Regions from separate parts of the Homo sapiens genome. Here region 2 is linked to region 1. Evidence: read pairs that join two places in POLR2A ChIA-PET (ENCODE). Cell type or tissue: MCF 10A. All regions are shown on one strand. Each heading gives the region's core, and the rest is flanking DNA. Links, peaks and the distances in the headings are about the cores only.

Evidence for each region. Peaks named below come from ENCODE experiments on the same cell type or tissue, not always from the same donor. Only the 100,000 strongest peaks of a DNase experiment are listed, where the experiment ranks them.
Region 2: POLR2A ChIA-PET joins it to region 1 with 14 read pairs; 6 of 35 experiments call an interaction of 5 or more read pairs at or near these places.

The regions. Positions count from the first base shown.
Region 1 is chr10:112,985,959-112,996,636 of GRCh38, forward strand. The region is part of intron 4 of TCF7L2 (transcription factor 7 like 2); the gene reads left to right. It also overlaps the pseudogene RPS15AP30. Among named protein-coding and RNA genes, the nearest start is that of TCF7L2, 41 kb to the left of the region's middle. In MCF 10A, for the core only: no CTCF peak of the experiment used is centred there; DNase peaks (open chromatin) are centred at 4,483 and 6,323.
Region 2 is chr10:113,068,017-113,078,694 of GRCh38, forward strand. The region is part of intron 5 of TCF7L2 (transcription factor 7 like 2); the gene reads left to right. Among named protein-coding and RNA genes, the nearest start is that of SNORA87, 28 kb to the left of the region's middle. RefSeq lists enhancers at 6,154-6,923, 8,234-8,827, 10,658-10,678. In MCF 10A, for the core only: no CTCF peak of the experiment used is centred there; a DNase peak (open chromatin) is centred at 5,895.

The sequences.
Region 1 (10,678 bases), core at 1,723-9,722:
TATTCAAATCAAAGTCACCCAGAAGCAAAGATGAAGGGGACAGTGTGATCTTCAAAGACGAGGGAGTAAAGAAGTAGTGGGGAATATTTTCCTGGGTAATTCTGCACCCCCGCTCCCACCTTTACAGAAACACTAAGAGCCTTAGCCACTTCCTCTTTCTTGGTGGTTATGTGGGTACTCAGGCTCTGGTCAAGTCATTGGCTGTTTATGGAGCAGGAGACAGATGACTTGGGAAAGCAACATGAAAATGTCTTGGGTTGGTTTTGAGCTTGCATGGGGGGAGTGAGTCAGTAGATGTTTCTCGGGTTCTCTCTCTTCCTCTCTTGCCTTTCCTCCTTTCTTTGAGCTTGTTTCGCTCTGAGAGTACAGGCTTGGCACCCACTTACCCAAGAACTGATTAGTTCCTAAAAGAAGCAGTGAGTTGATTGCTTACAGAGATGATGTAAGCTTTGCTCTGGGGTACATCAACTTGGATTTCTCATGCTTTATCTTATAAAGCCTAAATTAACAGCTGGTTTGGTTTGAGTTCTCTGGGATCTGACTAAGGGATTAGAGTCCATTCTCAAGTGAGTCAATCTAGTTTAATTTATTTCAGGTCTATCAAAAAAGATCAATCAAAGCTCTTTTGAAAGTAAAGCTATAATCGGTCTGCACACTTATAAGTCACTGTTGTTGCACTTGGTGTTTCTCTCTGGTGGAAAAATGCTCAGGCTGTGGTTAAGAGGATGTATTAGAGCATTTTCTGTGTACCTCCCTTTCTTGCAGCCTCCACACCTCCCTGGGAAGATTTTGAGGAAGTGTCATGTTTGAGAACCCCACTTAAGTGGGAGCTGCACTCACCTCCGTCTCCTTTTTCTCTGGGCATACTGGATCCCTGTTTTGGAAGTTTCTAGTTCAGTATAATTTTAATACCTGGACCTGAACAAGTCCAGCCTGTTTTATGTCACTGTTTTTGCTCCTGGGCTTTTTCTTGCAGATATTGGTGGGTGAAGACATGCATTGAATTCTTTCCAGAATGTCTGCTGTGAAGAATTACTCATGTCATTTGCAAGGCTTAAGCTGAAGCATTCGCTGCTATGGTCGATCTAGGCTTTTGTGGGCACTGGAAACGACAACCCGAGTTGTTCATTTCTTTTGTTTCTATTTTAAAAATACTTACCGAGCATCTTCTGGTAGCTAAGAACTATTCGAGATACACTTGATGTGCCAAGAGAAACATCAAGATAAAGGAGGTAGTTAAGAGCTTGACTGTAGAGTTAGACCTGTCTTTGAATCCTAGCTTTGCTACTTTGTGACTTTATATGACCTGCAGCAAATAAATCTCAGTTTCCTTGTCTGTAAAATAGGCATAGTAAAACTGTCTCCCTCCAAGGATTGTTGTGATAATGAAATGAAATGATACTGTATCTTTTGCTTTTTAAATAAGCCACTTCTGGGGAGCTTCCAGGAAGCAGAAGTTTTTTTTTTTTTTTTTTCCCCCAAATGCATTCAAAATAAACAAATCTCCTTTTACTACCATAACGGTGTATGTGAATGTCCTGGCGGATGCTCTCAAGAGCGTCAACAATGTGGGAAAGAGAAGCAAACACCAGGTTCTTCTCAGGTGGAGCTCCAGAGTCGTCCAGTTTCTAAGTGTGATGATGAAGCATGGGTGCATTGACGAATTTGAAATTACCGATCATCACGAAGCAGGGAAGATTGTGATGAACCTCACAGGCAGGTTATCAAGTGTGAAGTGGTCAGCTGGAGATTTGATGTGCAGCTCAAAGATCTAAAAAGATGGCAGAATCATCTGCTCCTGTCCCAGCAGCTGGCCTGCATTGTGCTGACCTCAGCTGGCATCATGGACCACAAAGAGATGAGATGAAAACACACAGGAGGAAAAAGCCTGGGATTCTTTTTCTAGGGGTGTAATACACCCATGAAAAAATAAATAAATAAATAAATAAAAATAAAATAAAAATGCCTCAATGGGGGAAAAAAAACGCACCAGAGACAAATACTTATTTAGGATCTGTAATGTACCCATTGCCATACCTAGGCATCCTAGATACAGCAACATATCCCTGCCCTTTAGGAATGTACAGTTTACTGGGAAAAAGATAACACTTATCAGAGGAGGGTGTTTGGGACTGTGAATCCCGTGTGTGTGTGTGTTTTGAGACAGAGTCTTGCTCTTGTTGCCCAGGCTGGAGTACAGTGGCTCTCAGCTCACGGCAACCTCTGTCTCCTGGGTTCAAGCAATTCTCTTGCCTCAGCCTCCCGAGTAGCTGGGATTACAGGTGCCTGCCACCAGGCTGGGCTGATTTTTAGTATTTTTAGTAGTGATGGGGTTTTGCCATGTTGGCCAGGCTGGTCTCGAACTCCTGACCTCAGGTGATCCACCCGCCTTAGCCTCCCAAAGTGCTGGGATTACAGGCGTGAGCCACTGCACCTGGCCCGTGTGTTGTTTTGAGCTTCTGTCTTATGTACCACTTCCCTTGGCTCAAGGCGTCCTTTTTATCTTTCTTCCACTTGACTAAATGAGAATAGTGTGGGTCACTCTCTACCTGCCTCCCATCTGTGGTTCCTTTTGGAGATAGGCCGAGTGGGCCACTCACCCTTTAATTTTCTCTTAGTTTCCTTTCTGTACACCAGTTTGAACCTTAGTATTATCACTAATGCAAATATGAGCCTAGGCTCAATTTTTCCAGTTATGAAATGGGGCTGGCATTATTCCGTGATGTGCATGTTAAGAGAGGGGAAAGCTCACATTTTTGAGGTCCTCTTGTGGTTCTATCTTGTGTAGGAACTCACGCTTTGTTTATTCAGCAATCATTCCTCCAGAAATAACCTTAATAGCAACAAGAAAAAAGAATAGGTGTTTTTTGAGCTCTATCTGCCAGTTTCTCTATATATGGACATTATATATTGCAACATAACACTCACAATGCCTTTAAACATCATCCCCGTTATACAGATAAGAAAACAGAATTTCAAAGAAGGTAGGGGACTTGCCCAGGGATACATAGCTAGCAAGTGGCAGCGCTGGATTGAGTCTGGGCCTTGTCTGAGGCTCGGGTCCTGTCATGCTCTGCGGTTGCTATGTTGACATGCAAAGGGAGAGGCAGCTGCTGGGAGTCTAGGTGGGTTTCTCTTTGAGAATGCTAACGTGAACCCTCAAGGTGAATCAGAATCCTTTTGCAAGTGAATAATCAGATGTAGGTTCCTGTGTCTCCCTGTAAAATGAAAGCCTCTTTTTTCCAAGGTCCAGTATAGACCTGAAGCTGGGTTACTCTGGAATTTCCCTCTCTGGCTGGAGTGACTGAGGCCTTGCACGTGACATTGGTGAGGACTCGCAGCCTCAGGTCTGGCTTCCCTTAGCAACCCCCCTTTCCTGTCTCTGCCTCTGGAGTTCACCATTAAAAAAAAAAAAAGAAAAAAAGCCAAAACACTTTATAAAGTTACATGCTGGGTTTCTTCTATGTCCTAGAAACTGTCTTAATTCATCTTCCCCTTTACTCTTATATGAGCAGGAAGAAAAAAAAATTGCTAGTCAATGCTAATAATTATGGCATGTAATGTAATTGGAAGTGTTTCACTGACATGCTCATGAGAGTTTGCGGCTTCATCTTCAGGCTGGGATGTAGCACTAGACTTGCCTTGAGTGTCTGCACAAGCCTTTGATGCAGGTAGACCATATTATAAATAGGCGCGTTGCTATGGTGAGGATGGCAGTCCTTGCTTGCTGTGGGTAACCTTTTCTACCTTCTCGGACACTGTTTTAAAACACAGCAGCGTGATAGCATTTCATTTAATTTGGACCAAGGTGGGGTAGATGAAATGTTGAGATTTAGATCTAAAATGTTGTTGTGGTGTTTCAGGGGGTTCTGGCTCACCTAGTACTATGGAAGATTTTGCAGATTGGGCTTCCTCATGATTTATTTAGAAATAGATTTTCTAATAGATGGGGTGAGGGGAGGGTGGTGGGCAGAAGGCTGGGCTTTCTTCTCTTCCCCCTCCTCCTTTCATTGAGCGCTTCTGCGAATGTGTTGGCTTTGATGCCCCAGGAGCTCATACAGTGAAATGGAAGTTCAGGTTGGCACGTTGCAGAAATGATTATTCCTGGTAGTACGTTTCCCATTACTGTTAATAATATAAAGACAATTGCCTGCCTCTCAGGACTCCTGCACGTGGCTACAGTCATTTCTTCATGGAATTAGACACATAGCAGTGGGGACCAGGAGTGTTTTATTAGTGATTGTCCTCCTGCAAGTTTCCAGGGTATCTCAGCTTAGACACATGAATTATTTTTTCCTGTTGCTTGGAGGGTATACTTTTAATTATATTCATTCAATAACAGAGCAGTTCAGGTTTGTAAAATATTTTTTCTCCCCCAACCTTTTCCCCAGCATACATCCCCGTCCCGTAAGTTTCTGGGCAGAGACAATCTCAGGAACCTAAAGGTTGCTAAAAAATTAGCTAGTTGGCCAGGCGCATGACTCATGCCAGTAATCCCAGCACTTTGGGAGGCTGAGGTGGGTGGATCGCTTGAGCCCAGAAATTCGAGACCAGCCTAGACAACATGGCAAAACCCTGTCTCTACAAACAAAACAAAATCTAGCTGGGCATGGTGGTGCATGCCTGTAGTCCCAGCTACTGGGGAGGCTGAGGTGGGCGGGCGATTGAGCTCAGGAGGTCCAGGCTGCAGTGAGCCGTGATTGTGCCACTGCACTGCAGCCTGGATGACTGAGTGGGACCCTGTCTCAATAATAAATAAATAAATAAATAAAAAATAAAAAAAATTAGCTAGCCAAGCTGCTTATAGGTCTTTTACATGGCCAAGCCACTTTCTCACCTTTAAAATGGTAATAACGTTTCCGTACTCATCTCAATGGGTTTTGAGTGCCAAGACAGACCGTTTGATGGAAGCCCTCTGGGGAGAAAAATGCTACCCAAGACAGGCTTTTCAATTGGAGACTGATCCATTGGTGTTTTGGTCAGTTGGTGTTGAAATCCCTATTTTTCCAGCTCAGGACTGCCTCTCTCCCTGGAACTCTTCCCGAGGTGAGTTCTGCAGCCTTCCTTGGGAACTCTCAGCCTCTGGATCCCTTCTTGCCAGGTGGAGTGGACATGCCAAAGTTGTGGGCCAGACTCGGACTGCCTGGCTTGTCTCAGCACCTTTGGGGACCCACTTCCCCTCTCTGGGAACTGGGGAAGCTAACAGAGATCTTGCTAGGGGGGTGGAATCCTGTATCCATGTGAGGTTGTACCCCCAGGCTCCTGAGTGGTTTGAAAGTGGGGAACCCTGGCCGGGCGCGGTGGCTCATGCCTATAATCCCAGCACTTTGGGAGGCTGAGGCGGGCGGATCACAAGGTCAGGAGATCGAAACCATCCTGGCTAACACGATGAAACCCCGTCTCTATGTGCGTGGTGGCTGGCACCTGTAGTCCCAGCTGCTCGGGAGTCTGAGGCAGGAGAATGGCGTGAACCCGGGAGGCGGAGCTTGCAGTGAGCCGAGATCGCCCCACTGCACTCCAGCCTGGGCGACAGAGCGAGACTCCATCTCAAAAAAAAAAAGAAAGAAAAAAAAAGAAAGTGGGGAACCCCTCCCCCAGGATGAGAAGAGCCATGGGGTGAGTCTCTGCCACCGCCAAGGGGAGTCAGGCTCAGAGGCTGCTACAGGGACAGCCAGCTCTCTTTAGATGGTCCCCACCATCTAGTCAGGGCTTGTTACATATGGAGCAGAGACAGCGCAGGCTGCTGCTGTTTTCCTGGAGAAGGCCCCTGTCGGTCTGTTCAGCTGTAGCTGACCTTTCCTCCTTGTGCTTTTTGGGGAGGGAGCCTTGGAAGGAGTAGGGCACGTGGGGCACTCTGCTTCCCGGCCCCACACTGGCGAACCTATGGATTCTGCCTCTGATTCCTGAGGAAACATCACTGTGAAGGTGGAATGAGCCACATACAGAGGTGGCTGTTGGGGCCGGGGAGGGGTGAAACGCCCCCAGGGTGTACATTGCACCAAAAGCCAGGCTGCATATAGACCTCAGGATGGGCTGGCTTTTCTATTTATTTAGAAGTATTTCCAGAGGGTAACCTCATTGGCTACAAAGCATGTCTGAACAAGAGCTCCGTTGTTCATTCCCAGCCCTGTTACCCTGGCAGGATGCAGACTCCAGGCGGCCTGTTGGTCAGGCCTTGGACTCAGAGAGCAGTGAAGCCTGAGGAGGGGTGGGGGGCAGAGGCGTGAGTGGTCTAGGGCCTCAGTCCCTCCAGGACACCCCTTGCCAAGCGCAGAGAAAGCTCTGCCCATCCGTCCCCTCAGGCAGTGGGATTGGGCAACCTGGGAAGCAGTGAATGTGCGTCGGTAGCATAGATTCCATTCCGCACGCCACCCTCGCCTCCGCCCCCCAGCCCTGGGAGGGATGCATGCCCTCCGGGAGACACCCAGACCCGACAGAGAGGCCTTTGTTGGAGCTGGAGGTGAGAATCTGTGGGCGTTGGGATTCCTGGGTTCGAGTTCCAGCTCACTGCCAATTGCCCGAGTGCTGGGCGAACATTTCTGGAATCAAAAGGAGTGCAGCCTGCCCAGCAGGGCCTACGGGAGCCGGAGGCTGCAGGGTGCTAAGATTGCGTTATCTTTACCAAGTGCCCGGAGCTCCTGGGAGGGAAGAGAGAGTCCTAGGACTCAGGATAGGAGGTGGTTGGAGTTTCTCGAGGAAGACTCCATGCTTTGGTTCTGGCCCCTGGAAACCCCTCCTGAGGACTGGACCTCCAAGCAGACCCCCTCTGTGACTCCGGAATGCAGTGTTACTCTCTTATATTTTTCTTTCTTTTTTTTTTTTTGAGACGGAGTCTCACTCTGTCACCCAGGCTGGAGTGCAGTGGCACGATCTCGGCTCACTGCAACCTCCGCCCTCCGAGTTCAAGCGATTCTCCTGCCTCAGCCTCCCAAGTAGCTGGGATTACAGGTGCCTGACACCGCGCCTGGCTAATTTTTTGTATTTTTAGTAGAGATGGGGTTTTACCATCTTGGCCAGGCTGGTCTTGAACTCCTGACCTCATAATCCACCCGCCTCGGCCTCCGAAAGTGCTGGGATCACAGGCGTGAGCCACCGCACCCGGCCACTGTCTTGTATTTCTAACGTCCCCCTGACTTTTCTGATCATGTAATTCTTAACTTTCTCAAAACTGAGATTTGTCACGTGTCCTCTCCCCACTCCATTTTGTGAATCAGAGTCTTCCAGGGGCAGGACCTGGAGAATGGGTCTTTATTAACACACATGTGAAAATGCTTTTGCCAGCAAGGCGCGGTGGCTCATGCATGTAATCCCGGCACTTTGGGAGGCCGAGGCAGGCGGATCACTTGAGGTCAGCCTGGCCAACATGGTAAAACCCTGTCTCTACTAAAAATACAAAAATTAGCTGGGTGTGGTCGTGGGCACCTGTAGTCCCACCTACTCGAGAGGCTGAGGCATGAGAATCACTGGAACCCAGGAGGTAGAAGTTGCAGTGAGCCGAGATCACACCACTGGACTCCAGCTTGGGTGATAGAGTGAGACTCTGTCTCAAAAAAAGAAAAAAAAAAGAAAATGCTTTTGCCATGGGCTGTCTCCTGCTTCTGCTTTGCATTGGGCCTCTGTACCTAGGTTGCAAGATTCCTCAGGGTGCACCTGGGCTTATCGTTATCTGTAAGTTATCCCAGCAAGCACTTAAAACACAGTGTTGGACGATGAATCCCCTCTACAAGAGAGGGACAGGGCAAAAACGACACCTCTTGCCTCGCAAGCTGTCTTGGGCCAAACCTCAGGTCTATTCTTTCTTTTTTTTGAAAGTAGTGGCTGGGCACGGTGGCTTACGCCTGTAATCCTAGCACTTTGGGAGGCCAAGGCGGGCGGATCTTGAGGTCAGGAGTTCGAGACCAGCTTGGCCAACATGGTAAAACTCCATCTCTACTAAAAATACAAAAATTAGCTGGGCGTGGTGGCGCATGCCTGTAGACCCAGCTACTCAGGAGGCTGAGGCAGGAGAATCACTTGAACCTGAGAGGCAGAGGTTGCAGTTAGCTGAGACCATGCCATTGCACTCCAGCCTGGGCGGCAGAGCGAGACTCTGTCTCAAAAAAAAAAAAAAAGAAAGTAGCAGCTCTACTGAGATATTTAGAAACCATAAAATCCACCTATTTGAGGTGTACAATTGAGTGATTTTCTGTATAGTCACAGATCTGTGCAGTCATCCACACCCTCTAACTCCAGGACATTTTCCTCACCCCCGAGGAGAAACCTCCCTTACCCATTAGCAGTCACTCCTCATTTCCTCTCCCCCCAGCCCCTGGCAATCACTGTGGATTTGCCTGTTCTTGACATTTCATATAAATGGTATCATAAAATCTATGGGCTTTTGTGTCTGTCTGCTTTCACTTAGCATACGGTTCTCAAGGTTCATCCAGTATTGTAGCATCTATCAGTATGTCATTCCTTTTTATGGCCAAATAATATTTTATTGTATGGATAGACATTTTGTTTATTCATTTATCTGTTTTTGGTTATTATGAGTAACACTACTATGAACATTTTGCACAAATTTTTGTATTGACATGTTTTCATTTCTCCTGGGTATAGTCCTATGAGTGGAATTGCTGGGTCATATAATAAATAACTGTTTAACATTTTGGGGAGCTGCCAAACTTTTAAAACCTTGGGTTCTGTGATGTACCAGTTGTGTTAGGCAGCACAGCAAAATGTGACTTTTGATTGCCAGAAACAATATTTAAAAAGTGGTTATAAAAAGTGGTTTGGGAGGCTGAGGCAGGAGGATCACTTGAGCCCAGGAGTTTGAGACCAGCCTGGGCAACATAGTGAGACCCTGTTAAAAAAAAAGAAGGCCAGGCACAGTGGCTCATGCCTGTAATCCCAGCACTTTGGGAGACTGAGGCGAGCAGATCACCTAAGGTCAGGAGTTCCAGACCAGCCTGGCCAACATGGCGAAACCCCATCTCTACTAAAAATACAAAAATTAGCCAGGCCTGGTGGTGGGCGCCTGTAATCCCAGCTACTCAGGAGGCTTGAGGCAGGAGAATCGCTTGAACCTGGGAGACTGAGGTTGCAGTGAGCGGAGATCATGCCATTGCACTCCAGCCTGGGCAACAAGAGCGAAACTGTGTCTCAAAACAAATGAAAAGAAAAGGCTGTCATGTTAGATCCACCCTCCTCCTCAGGGGAACCCCTGGGCTGCTCTCTGGGTAGAGATGGGAACCCAGGCCTCGGGCCAGTGAGTGGAAGGAAACTTTGGGATGATTGACTTGGGACTGGGCTAGAGGTGAAGAATCTCCCAGTAGGCAAAGTTCGGCCTTACGTTTTTTTGTTTCAAGCAAACCACATCATTACCCACAGAGGCCATTGGTGAGATATTTGTAAGTCTCCTGACAGTGGCTGGAGTTCGTTGCTTGGTTGTTGTTTCTCTGTCTCAGCCCTGGAGATGGGAGTGACCACCTGCTCTCTCTGGACAGAGGCTGTCCACGTTCATGCAATTCCTTGGACACCGGTGGTGCAGCGGGAGGCGTAACTGGGAGTGGGAGACCCTGAACTGTGCCGGTTCTTGCAGAGTATCACTGTGACTTCAGGCGAGTCACCCCACATCAGGCAGCTCAGAACAAGGGATTGATCTAGAAGGACCTTTCACCTGGGCTATTCTGTGACTCAAATTATCTTCTCCTAAGCCCACTACTGCCTGGTGTGTTGGTTAAATTAGCCTAAAGGTCATTCCCTCGGAGAGGCCCTCTGGGAAACCTCCCTTTCCTGAGAGTCACTGCTTGCTGGCGCCTGCCCCTGGGGTTCCTTCAGAGTCGTGATCATGCCCTGGCCTCTTCCTTTATTTGGCAGTCCCTTCCCTTCCCCATCCCTGATGAGGGTAGGGAGCATCTGTCTGCAGCTTCATCTTCATTGTCTAGGGGCTCCAGAAATATCTGTGAGTAAATAAGTTATTTAATCTTTGCCTCAAATTTCCAGTGACTGTAGGGATATAGCTGTGAGCCTCTAGGAGCTGAGATTTTTTAAATTTCCCACTTAAACATTTATTTAAAAATTTTGTGCTCAGCATGGACTAAGGACTTTACATTCATTAACTCATTTACAGCTTGATCCTATGCGGTGGGCATTCATTTACAGAGGATCCCATTTTACAGGTGAGGAAGAGGCCAGCTAGGGGTGCAGCCTAGGTTAGTATTCTAGAGCTCATCAGGCTGTGTTGTCCCCAGTGAAAGAATAAGCAAAGAAGTGAATGTTGTGCATTGAGAAAAATGACTCTCGGAGGAGGATGAGCCTCTCGGATATGGCGACCGAAGTGATATGGGGCCCTTGTCAAGGGTCTCTATTATGGCATCAAGAAAAGATGCTGCTTTCGGTGATGCCCGAGGAGAGCCTCAATATTTTACATGGGAAACCTAAAAAAGGGGCCATGTTGTGGTCTCTGCACCTAAGATACTAAAGGAAATATTTTATGGAGAGATGCAACATGTCAGGCCTTGGAGGGAAACCCCAGGATCCAGATGGTTGCACTCTCAAACCAGGGCCCCCCTCACCTTGGCCTTCAGCATTTAGTGTTGGAACCAATAGCATAAGCTTTGGTCAGGACCTTTGATGGAAGCCACAGTGCTCATTAGTGACCACGGTTGACTACCTTCTCTCTCCTAAGCTGACTTCT
Region 2 (10,678 bases), core at 1,439-9,438, 82 kb after region 1:
TTCTTCCGTGACACTTAATATAACTTTATGGACCTCAGTTAGACTCTGATGTCCTTTTCAAAACAGTGTTGTTTTTTAAAGTATGAAGTGCTTATTAAACCCGCTTAGGAGATGCAGTCCTAGGAGGCCATTGATCACACGTGAAAACACTCTAGATATAACTCTCCTTTCAAAAAAGTGGCTAATGAAGTATATACCACCTTCCTATTTTGAATAAAGTGCTATGACTGGACAAAATAGAACAACTTTTTGGACAAAAAGGCTGCTGGAGCCGCTGCCGTCTCTATTCTTGCACTGCTTGCTGTTGACAGCCCATGTGTGAGGACACTTTGTTAGTGACATTTAGCCAGTGATTGGCCCATCCAAAAGGCGGTTACCCAGAAGCCCTCGTGAGCAAGCCAGGATGCTGGGAGAGGGATGGGAGGTGGCCTTTTGGAAACAAGGGGACATGGCTGGGTTCTTGTAAGTCATGTGGAGAGTATGATACACCTCTACCCTGCCATGCCATGGCAGCTGGGCCTCGCAGAGATGGACACCAGAATTCACAGCACCAGAGTTCAAACACTAAACACGGGCAGCTGGACATTGGCCTTGGGAGGCCCAGACGTGGAGCACTGTCCTGGACCTCAGGCTGTTTCAGGGACCTCTGTGGCAGGAATTGACTACCCTTCTCTTTCAGGCTCAGCCATGATGTGCTTGGCTGTTCCCTTGGGCTCTCTCTTCTGGAAGCTCGTCCCGTCCGCAGGCCCCCTTGCTGTACTTGTACCTTCATTCTCCATCTCTCAGCTTCTGCGCACTCTGAACTTTGGCCATTCGCATGCTGCCAGACCCCTTCCAACTCTTGGACTCCTCCTTACATCCCTTTACCGTTGGCTCCCAATTCTTTTTTTTTTTTTAATTTCCCAATTAAAACAACAACCACCACCAAGAACAAGAGTTAGGCCCTGCCTACCCTTCTTTGGATGGGGTGTTTGTGCCAAGTAGCATCACCAACTGCTGTTCATCCTTGACATGGGTGTCCTGGGGTCAGGTGTTTCCTCTGGCCCAGTTAGCAGGGAGGAATGTCATATGGTTTAGAAAGGAGGGCCCAGGGCTGGCCGTCTCTTGGAGGGGCCCGGGATGGGGTACGCCCCCTTGGAAGGGGATGGTGGTTGCGGTGGGCGCTGTAAATGTTGTGTCCAGCTCAGAGGGTGCAACAGTGTCTGTAACTCATATTCTTTTTTTTTTTTTTTAGACAGAGTCTCGCTCCTACACCCAGGCTGGAGTGCCGTGGTGCAATCTCAGCTCACTGCAACCTAACCTCCTGGGTTCAAGCAATTCTCCTGCCTCAGCCTCCTGAGTAGCTGAGATTACAGGTGCTCAACCACCACGCCTGGCTAATTTTTGTATTTTTAGTAGAGACAGGGTTTCACCATGTTGGCCAGGCTGGTCTCGAACTCCTGACCTCAAGTGATCCGCCCACCTCTACCTCTCAAAGTGCTGGGATTACAGGCGTGAGCTGCCGTGCCCAGCCAGTATCTATAACTGAAGGCTGTTTATTTCTGCTTGCCTAACCCGTCCAGGAGGATGTGCTGGGGCCATCTGAACAACCATTGACATTCAGACATTATTTAGAAATGGAATTGGGAAGTGTTTAAAAGGCATAGACTAGTCTGGCCTTCTGCCCATTCAGAGACTGTGTATGTAGTCAGTGTACAGTGTATTCATTGAGGGCCCCTCGCTGGATGTTTCAGCCACTCCCTCACAGGTTCTCGTGTCTGCTTGGTACAGTTGAGATCTGCAAGAGCTGATTCATCGGCCTGATTGAGATTCCTTTGTAAAACCAGATATTCAAGAATACTAGTGGCAAGAATGCTTTGGTGAGCGTAAGATAGCGGCTCCCACTGGATCACATGGCTGGTCGGTGTCAGGGAGATCACTGTGGGAGGTAGCAGGAGTCAGTCTTTAAAAAAATTATTGGGCCGGGCATGGTGGCTCACACCTGTAATCTCAGCACTTTGGGAGGCCAAGGCGGGTGGATCATGAGGTCAGGAGATCAAGACCAGCCTGGCCAACATGGTGAAACCCCGTCTCTATTAAAAATACAAAAATCAGCTGAGTGTGGTGGCAAGTGCCTGTAATCCCAGCTACTCGGGAGGCTGAGGCAGGAGAATCCCTTGAACCAGTGAGTCGGAGGTTGCAGTGAGCCGAGATGGTGCCACTGCACTCCAGCCTGGCGACAGAGTGAGACTCCGTCTTAAAAAAAAAAAAATTTATATATATATATATATATATGAATTAATTAATTTAATGTTGCATTAACGAGTGGTATAAGGTTCTTAGCCCTTTGTCTGGTATCTGCTGGGTGTTCAGTATTCATTTCCTCGCTTTCCCTGCATATTTTGAGCTAATAAATGTTTGGGGACACCACTTTCCTGTAGAATCTCATGTAATCCCAAACAGATCCTAGCTGCTTGCTATGGCCCATCTGCGGGACCCGCGTCAAGGCTTTCCCATAAAGGAGAGCCCTGCGGGAATCATCATGTGCCAGGCACTGTGCTAGGCTCTTTAGGTGCATCTTGAAACTTAATCCTCGTGACATTTTGGAGTAGATACTATCATCCCCACAGAAGGTACTGAAGTCTCAAGCACATTAATAGCTTACCTAAATATTGCTAAGGGTCTTCCAGATGATCTTTAGGAAATTTTCAGCCAGGGGAGAGTGAAAGCTCTATTTGCTATAGTTAAAGCAAGGAACCCTCCTTCTTAAAAAATTATACAGTTATTGAGATATAATTCACATACCTTACAATTCATCCATTTAAAGCATGCAATTCAGTGGTTGTAGTAGATTCAGGAGTTGTGCGAGCATCGTCACAGTCAATTTTAGAACATTTTCATCACCTTCCACAAAACCCCCGTGTCTCCTAGTAGCCACTCCCCATTTTCCCTAAGTCCCACAGTCCTAGGCAACAACTAATATATTTTCTGCATCTATGGATTTGCCTATTCTGGACATTTCATATAGATGAAATCATAGGCCCGTGGTCTTTTGTAACTGACTTCTTTCACTTAGCAAATGGAAGGGTTTTTGATGGAATCTTAGCTCAGATGTCGCCCTAGGCTTGGCCTTCTGGAACTCACTGTTCTCTTGCTTCCTTCCACCCTGCCTCCCTACCCGCTTTGCTACAAGAAGACAGAATGTAGAAACCCCCAGTTGACTTTTTGAGTAGAAATGAGCCATGTTCTATTTAGTGGTAGAATGTTTGCTGGGTTAGCCCAGGACTTCAGATGGAGTGCTTCCTCCTTTTTAATACCTTGTGACTGCTGTGTTGGCAAGCAGAGGGTTAAATGCTGCAGGAGGACATGGGAGAGTTTTTGCTTTGAGGGTCCACTGGAGCAAGAGAAGCTTGAGAGTCTGTCTCTGAGATCCCAGAACAGACATGAAGATATGGTACCGATTCCCTTGGTGCTAAAAGGAACTCCAGGGGAATTTCAGGAAACCCCTCCTTTTCTCGTCTTTATTCTCACCCCGTCCCCCCGCCACCTCTCTCCCCAAGTTCACACTCAGGAGGGAGGAATCTTTTACCTTTTCCGTTCTGGGCAGCAGCTGTAGGGAATGTTATCAGTGTTGGGACTGGGCACGGGACCAAGCCTTCCTGGTGCCTGGACTGCAACCAAGCTGAGAGCTGACATGGCAGGGCGAGTTGTGTGTGAGTTGGCTGCCCCTAGGCTCATAGGCCTAGCACAATAGAGACCCTGTCAATGGAGGGACACTATCAGGCAGGTCACTATCAATGTGACAGACACTATCAGGCAGGTCACATTGGTGCAGATCCTTGGAGGACTCCCCCCCACCCCCCATGAGTGGATTCCTCCAGGTCAGGGGCTGGCTGGGACTGTGGATGCTGGAGTAAGTGGAATTGTGGGTGCACTCTGCTTCAGCAGTACTCTCCAAGGAGAATGATTGTTTTAATAAATTACTGTTTTAATAAGGGAGGTGGAAGAGCTTTTTAATCACTTGCTTTTTAAAAATTTTTAATTTTATTTTAATTAATTAATTAGTTTATTTATTTTTTGAGACGGAGTCTTGCTCTGTCGCCCAGGCTGGAGTGCAGTGGCACGATCTCGGCTCACTGCACCTCTGCCTCCTGGATTCACACCATTCTCCTGCCTCAGCCTCCAGAGTAGCTGGGACTACAGGCACCCGCCACCACGCCCGACTAATTTTTTGTATTTTTAGCAGAGACGGGGTTTCACCGTGTTAGCCAGGATGGTGTAGATCTCCTGACCTTGTGATCCTCCCGCCTCAGCCTTCCAAAGGGAGGGATTACTGGCGTGAGTCACCGCGCCTGGCCTTTATTTTTTATTTCTTTTGAGATGGAGTTTTGCTCTGTCACCCAGGCTGGAGTACGGTGGTGGGATCTCGCCTCACTGCAACTTGCGCCTCCCGGGTTCAAGCGATTCTCCAGCCTCAGCCTCCTGAGTAGCTGGGATTACAGGCGTGTGCCACCGCCTCCAGCTAATTTTTGTATTTTTAGTAGAGACCGGGCTTCACCATGTTGGCCAGGCTGGTCTCGAACTCCTGACCTCAGGTGAGCGTCCTGCCTTGGCCTCCCAAAGTGCTGGGATTACAGGCGTGAGCCACTACACCCAGCCAATCAGTTGCTTTTAAACTACTTAAATAAAAAGAGCCAACCCAAAATCTTGTGCATGCTTGGGAAACTGGCAGTGGAATATGAGAAGTTTTTATTTGTGGTGCACACAGGTGACTCGGGCTGTTGTGTATTGGTTCTTGCCTCGATCTGTAGCAAGCAATCTGTTGTTTCTTGCCTGCCTTTTGGGAAGAAATGAAAAAAGAAGCAGCACGAGTCTCCATACATCATGATTGTGATGGCACTGGGCCTGAGACCTTTTCTGCTGTCCAGGTAAAAATGTGAAGACCATGGTTTTGAGGTTTCTTAATAAATTCAGGTGTTAAGTGCCAAGTGATGCTCCCAGCCCCTGAGCTAGAGCAACTATGCTGTTCATGTCCCCAGGAATGGAAGTGGACCCTAGTTAGGTGCTGGTGGCCAGCCATGTGTACCTAGGGCAGGGCCAGGTCGTGTGTGTGTGTGTGTGTGTGTGTGTGTGTGAGAGAGAGAGAGAGAGAGAGACAGAGAGAGAGATAGAGAGAAACATAAAGGTGATCGGCACTCAGACATCCTGTGTGGTCCACCTCACTTCTCAAGCAGGTGTCTTTCCAGTCTACAACTCGTTGACCACAGGTGGAATTCATAAGCTCTGTTCCCTGTCCTGCTTGGGTCCTCCAGAGAAAGAAATGTTGAATTATCATCTTGGTGATGGTCAACTCTGAAAGCCTAAATTTTCATGATCACCAAAGTGTTTGGATTTAAAAGGGTGGCTCACTCCGTAATTCCGGCACTTTGGGAGGCTGAGGCAGAAGGATCACTTGAGCCCAGAAGTTTCAGACTAGGCTGGGCAACAAAGCAAGACCCGGTCTCTACCAAAAAAAAAAAAAAAAAAAAAAAAAAAAAATCAAAAAAATTAGCTGGGGGTGGTGGTGTGCTCCTATAGCTCCAGCTACTCAGGAGGCTGAGGCGGGAGGATCGCTTGAGCCCAGGGGTTTGCGGCTGCAGTGAGCTGTGATTGCACCACTGCACTCCAGCCTGGGCGACTGTGAGACCCCGTCTTTAAGAAAAAAAAAAAAACAAAGGTCACAAGACATTCTTGGCTCCGCCCTGCAGAGCTGCTTCCCGATCTCCTTTTTTATTTGCTTCCCAACCTGCGGGCCTCAGTGTGACTCACCACACCGGACTGCCTGGCCCTGCTGCCTGCCGCCCATCCTTGCGGCCTGGACGACTCCATGTGCGAGTTGCTGGCGCAGCGTCCAGAAAACAGACCACACCCCAGGAATGATGATACGTTATAGCATTTCTCTGCTCTGTAAGAGAGGCACCAGGGTCGTGTGCTGGGTCTGGGGTTTGTCCATTCCACATCCGGTGCTGCTGTTGACTCTGGTGTCGGCCGCTGGTGAGCTGGCTGTAGCTGGTCACCTCTGGGTGGTTTCTGGGGCGGTCGCAGGCTGACTAACACACCAAAGGTCAGCCAGGGTGTTGAAGCTGGCACCTTTCTTCCTGGAGCACAGACGTCATCTTGGATCTTTTAGATACTTGGACTTACTTTATGCAGAACATTCTGGATTTGTGAATTAGATGGACTCTTTATTATTTTGTATTTGGATTATTTCTTTAAAGAGATCAGAGATAAAAATATCATTGTTTTGCCAGTTTGCTACCACCAGCCCACACCCCTCTTCCCGTTGTCCAAAAAGGGGGTGGTTAGAGTTTTCTTGAGTGACTGGGCTATTATGATTAGCAGATTACTAAAGCTGTGTGATTTTAACAAGACGTAAACACATATGGGAACCCCTCCTTCCATATCTTGCTAATGTCAATTAGCAACATATTAATCTTGCTAATGTCAATCCTGTCACTTCATACATTTATAAATATTAGGGACATTTAAAAGAGTTGTCGGACTGTGCGGGACCTTGGCACACTGCTGACGGCTGCACACTCATCACTGCGGGGCTCATCACACATTGACACCAGCACCATATTTTGCTGGGTTTCCTGATCTCGGTTGAGTATTTGGATTTGAATGGGATGGTTTTAATGTTGCTACTGACTACTACAGTGATCCAAATAAACTTTAAAGCTGGGGCCTCCACGCCATAGGCAGATTTTCATACCAGTTGCCTTTACCTCAGTAGTTTTCAGCTGGGGCAATTTTGTTCCCCAGGAGACATCTGGATACAGTGTTGGTTGTAACAGCTGGGCAGGGGGTACTTCTGTCATCATCTCATGGGCACAGGGCAGGGATGCTGCTAGGGCAACCCCTCACCCTCCCAAAGAATTATCAAAAACATCAACAGTGCCAAAGCTGAGAAGCTCAGCTTTAATGTGTTCATTGAGCAACTAAAGAATAGACTCAGATATAGGAAAGTATTTATTTATTTATTTATTTAGAGACAGGGTCTGGCTCTGTTGTCCAGATCATAACTCACTGTAACCTTGATCTCCTGGGCTGAAGCAATCTTCTCACCTTAGTCTCCCAAAGCATGCTGGGATTACAGGTATAAGCCACAGTGCCCAGCCTGAAAAGAATACTTTAAATGGGCGGGGTAATGGTGGCTTATGCCTGTAATCCCAGCACTTTGGGAGGCAGAGGCGGGCAGATCACCTGAGGTCAGGAGTTCGAGACCAGCCTGGCCAACATGGTGAAACCCTATCTCTACTAAAAATACAAAAATTAGCCGGGAGTGGTGATGGGCACCTGTAATCCGAGCTCTCCTGGAGGCTGAGGCAGGAGAATCGCTTGAACCTGGGAGGTGGAGTTTACAGTGAGCTGAGATCGTGCCATTGCACTCCAGCCTGGGCGACAAGAGCGAAACTCTGTGTCCAAAAAAAAAAGAAAAAAGAAAAAAAGAGTATCTTTAAATGAATGGCAACCCAATTTGCAAATGTATTTTTTTTAATGTTGCCAATTACTTTATGTGTTTAAAAAATATCTTTCTGGTTTACTAGGGTATTCTTCAAAAAAAGAGAAAAGATTAAAGCTGCACAGACATGATGATGTAAAAGCTAGTAGCTTCTCAAGCTGTGAAAGGTCTGTGGTGCAGAGAATAGCTCCCTGTGAGCTGAATTTTGTTTGCTGTGGTGCAGCATGGGTTTAGATCCTACCTGGTTAGTGAAAGAGATAATGTGAAGTCATTGCATTTGCATTTGTCAAAATCCTAGTTTTCCACTTACCTAATAGTTTTTTGTTTGTTTGTTTGTTTCATTTTGTTTTTAAAGACAGGATCTTACAGCCGGGGCCTGTAATCCTAGCACTCTGGGAGGCTGAGGCGAGTTGATCACCTGAGGTCAGGAGTTCGAGACACACCTGGCCAACATGGTGAAACCCTGTCTCTACTAAAAATACAAAAATTAGCCAGGCGTGGTGGCACGTGCCTGTAATCCCAGCTACTGGGGAGGCTGAGGCAGGAGAATCACTTAAACCCAGGAGGCGAAGGTTGTAGTGAGCCGAAATCACGCCACTGCACTCCAGCGTAGGCAACAGAGCAAGACTCCATCTCAAAAAAAAAAAAAAAAAAAAAAGACAGGATCTTGCTCTGTCACCCAGGCTGGGATATACTGACTTGATCATAGCTCACTGCAACCTTTAGCTCCTGGACTCAAGCAATCCTCCAGCATCAGCCTCCTGAGCAGCTGGGACTATAGGTGTGAATTACCATGCCTGGCTAACTTTTTTATTTTTTGTAGAGACAGGGTCTTACCCTATTGCCTAGGCTGGTTTCGAACTCCTGGCCTCAAGTGATCCTTTTGCCTTTGCCTCCCAAAGTGCTGGGATTACATGCGTGAAACACCACACCTGAACTAGTCTTTTTGTTGTTGTTGTTAAAGTGAGAGACCCAGACCAAAATCATCTTTCTTCTCCCAAAATGCTAATTATTATTTGTTTTAAGTTATAGCTCCAGATTACCTTGTAGGATTATTCACATTTTCTTTCTAAATGCTGTTCTTGAAAGGAACCATCTATTGACAGTACATCAGAAATTCTATGGTTCCTTTATGACATTTCTGGGGAAGTAAATGAAAGGTGTAAATTAAGAAAAGCAAGTGTTTGCGGTTCCCACTTTAACCTTGTGTTATGTTAAGTGGCTTTGTTGAAGAGGGCTGTCACTGTTCTTGAAAACTTGGGAAAATCCATAGCAAGCTGTGCCATTAGTTGCCTTTGGGAGCACAGGATGTTTGATGTGAAAATTATATGGACACATCTAATTGGGTGTATTTTCACCCCACCAGATATCAAGTAAAGAGGTGACTCTTCCCCCTCCCCTGCATTTTTAGCTAAATTGTTTAACCTGAATTTCATGCTATTAAGAATTACATTTCAGTAATCCACCTGCCATTTTTCAATGCCTTTTGTTTAGTAGCATGTCTGTATGATCCACCTACAGAACATTTCTAGACATCTGGCAAGAGCTAGTTATCATCCCTTCCTGATTTGGGGTGCTAAGACCTGTGGTCCCCTTCTTCCACCGTAATTTACATTCTTCCCTGAGTCCTGCAGGAACTCAGCCAGGCAGTGGAAAGAAAACAGAAGCTCTGTGGACCTCTGCTTACTGTAAAATGGGAATAATAATTCTTATCCTGCCTGTTTCCCAGAGTTGTATATTCTTTTCCAATAAAATGTACTCAAAATTAAAATACAAAGCAGTTACACAGAGATAAGATAGTGGTAATTATGCCAATTTAAACTCCAGAATTAAAAAATAAGTTTAGTCACATACCATGCAGTTCACCCATTTAAAGTATATAATTCAGTGGTTTTTTGTATATTTGCAGAACTATGCAACCAATATCGCCATTGTAGAACATTTTCCTCACCCCCTAAAAGAAACTGTACCCATTAGCTCTCACTCCCCATTTCCCCCACTCTGCCTTCTCCCCCATGCCCAAGGCAACTGTCAATCTACTTTCTGTTTCTATGGATTTGCCTGTTCTGGCATTAGATATATACATGAAGTCATAAAATTTGTGGTCCTTTGTGACTGCTTCTTTCGCTTAACTTAAATGTTTTCAAGGTTCGTCCATGTTGCTGCATGTATCAGGACATAATTTCTTTCTTTTCTTTTCTTCTTTTTTTTTTTTTTTTGAGATAGAGTCTTGCTGTGTCGCCCAGGCTGGAGTGCAGTGGCATATCTCGGCTCACTGCAACCTCTGCCTCCCAGGTTCAGGCGATTCACCTGCCTTGGCCTCCTGTGTAGCAGGCCCATGCCACCACGCCTGGCTTGCTTATTTATTTATTTATTTATTTATTTATTTATTTATTTATTTATTTATTGTATTTTTAGTAGAGATGGGGTTTCACCATGTTGGCTAGGCTGGTGTAGAACTCCTGACCTCAAGTGATCTGCCCTCCTTGGCCTCCCAAAGTGCTGGGATTACAGGCATGAGCCACTGTGCCTGGCCAGGACTTTATTCCTTTTATGGCTGAATAATATTTCATTATATGGATATCCCATATTTTGTTGACCCATTCATCAGTTGATGGCAAGCTTCAGAATTAAAAAAAAAAATTAAGCTAGTTCATATTTGCTTTAATTTTCCAAATGATCCCTTTCCTTTTATTGCAAGTTAAGTGTTCCTATGGTAATGACTGTTATGGGGCAAAGATGATCAAGTCTATGAGCGGTCCACACAGTTCAACAAATATGTACCTCAGCACACTACCTGGAACCAGACATTGGGTAAAGATAACTTTAGAATTCATGGTCCCCCTGAGACACTAAAGACTTTTTAATGAATGCAATTAGTAACTTTCTACTTACTGTTACTCTTTTTATTTTATTTTTTGAGCAGGATCTCACTGTGTTGCCCAGGCTGAAGTGCAATGGCCCAATCACAGCTCACTGCGGCCTTGACCTCCTGGGATCAAGTGATGGCTGAGACTACAGTCATGTGCCACCACATCCAGCTCTTTAAAAAATTTTTTTTGCAGAGATGGGGTCTCACTATAGGCTGGTCTTGAATTCCTGGCCTCAAGGGATCTTCCTCCCTCAGCCTCTCAAAGTGCTGGGATTACAGGCATGAGCCACCACACACACCCAGTTTGTTGCTCTTTCTGTAGG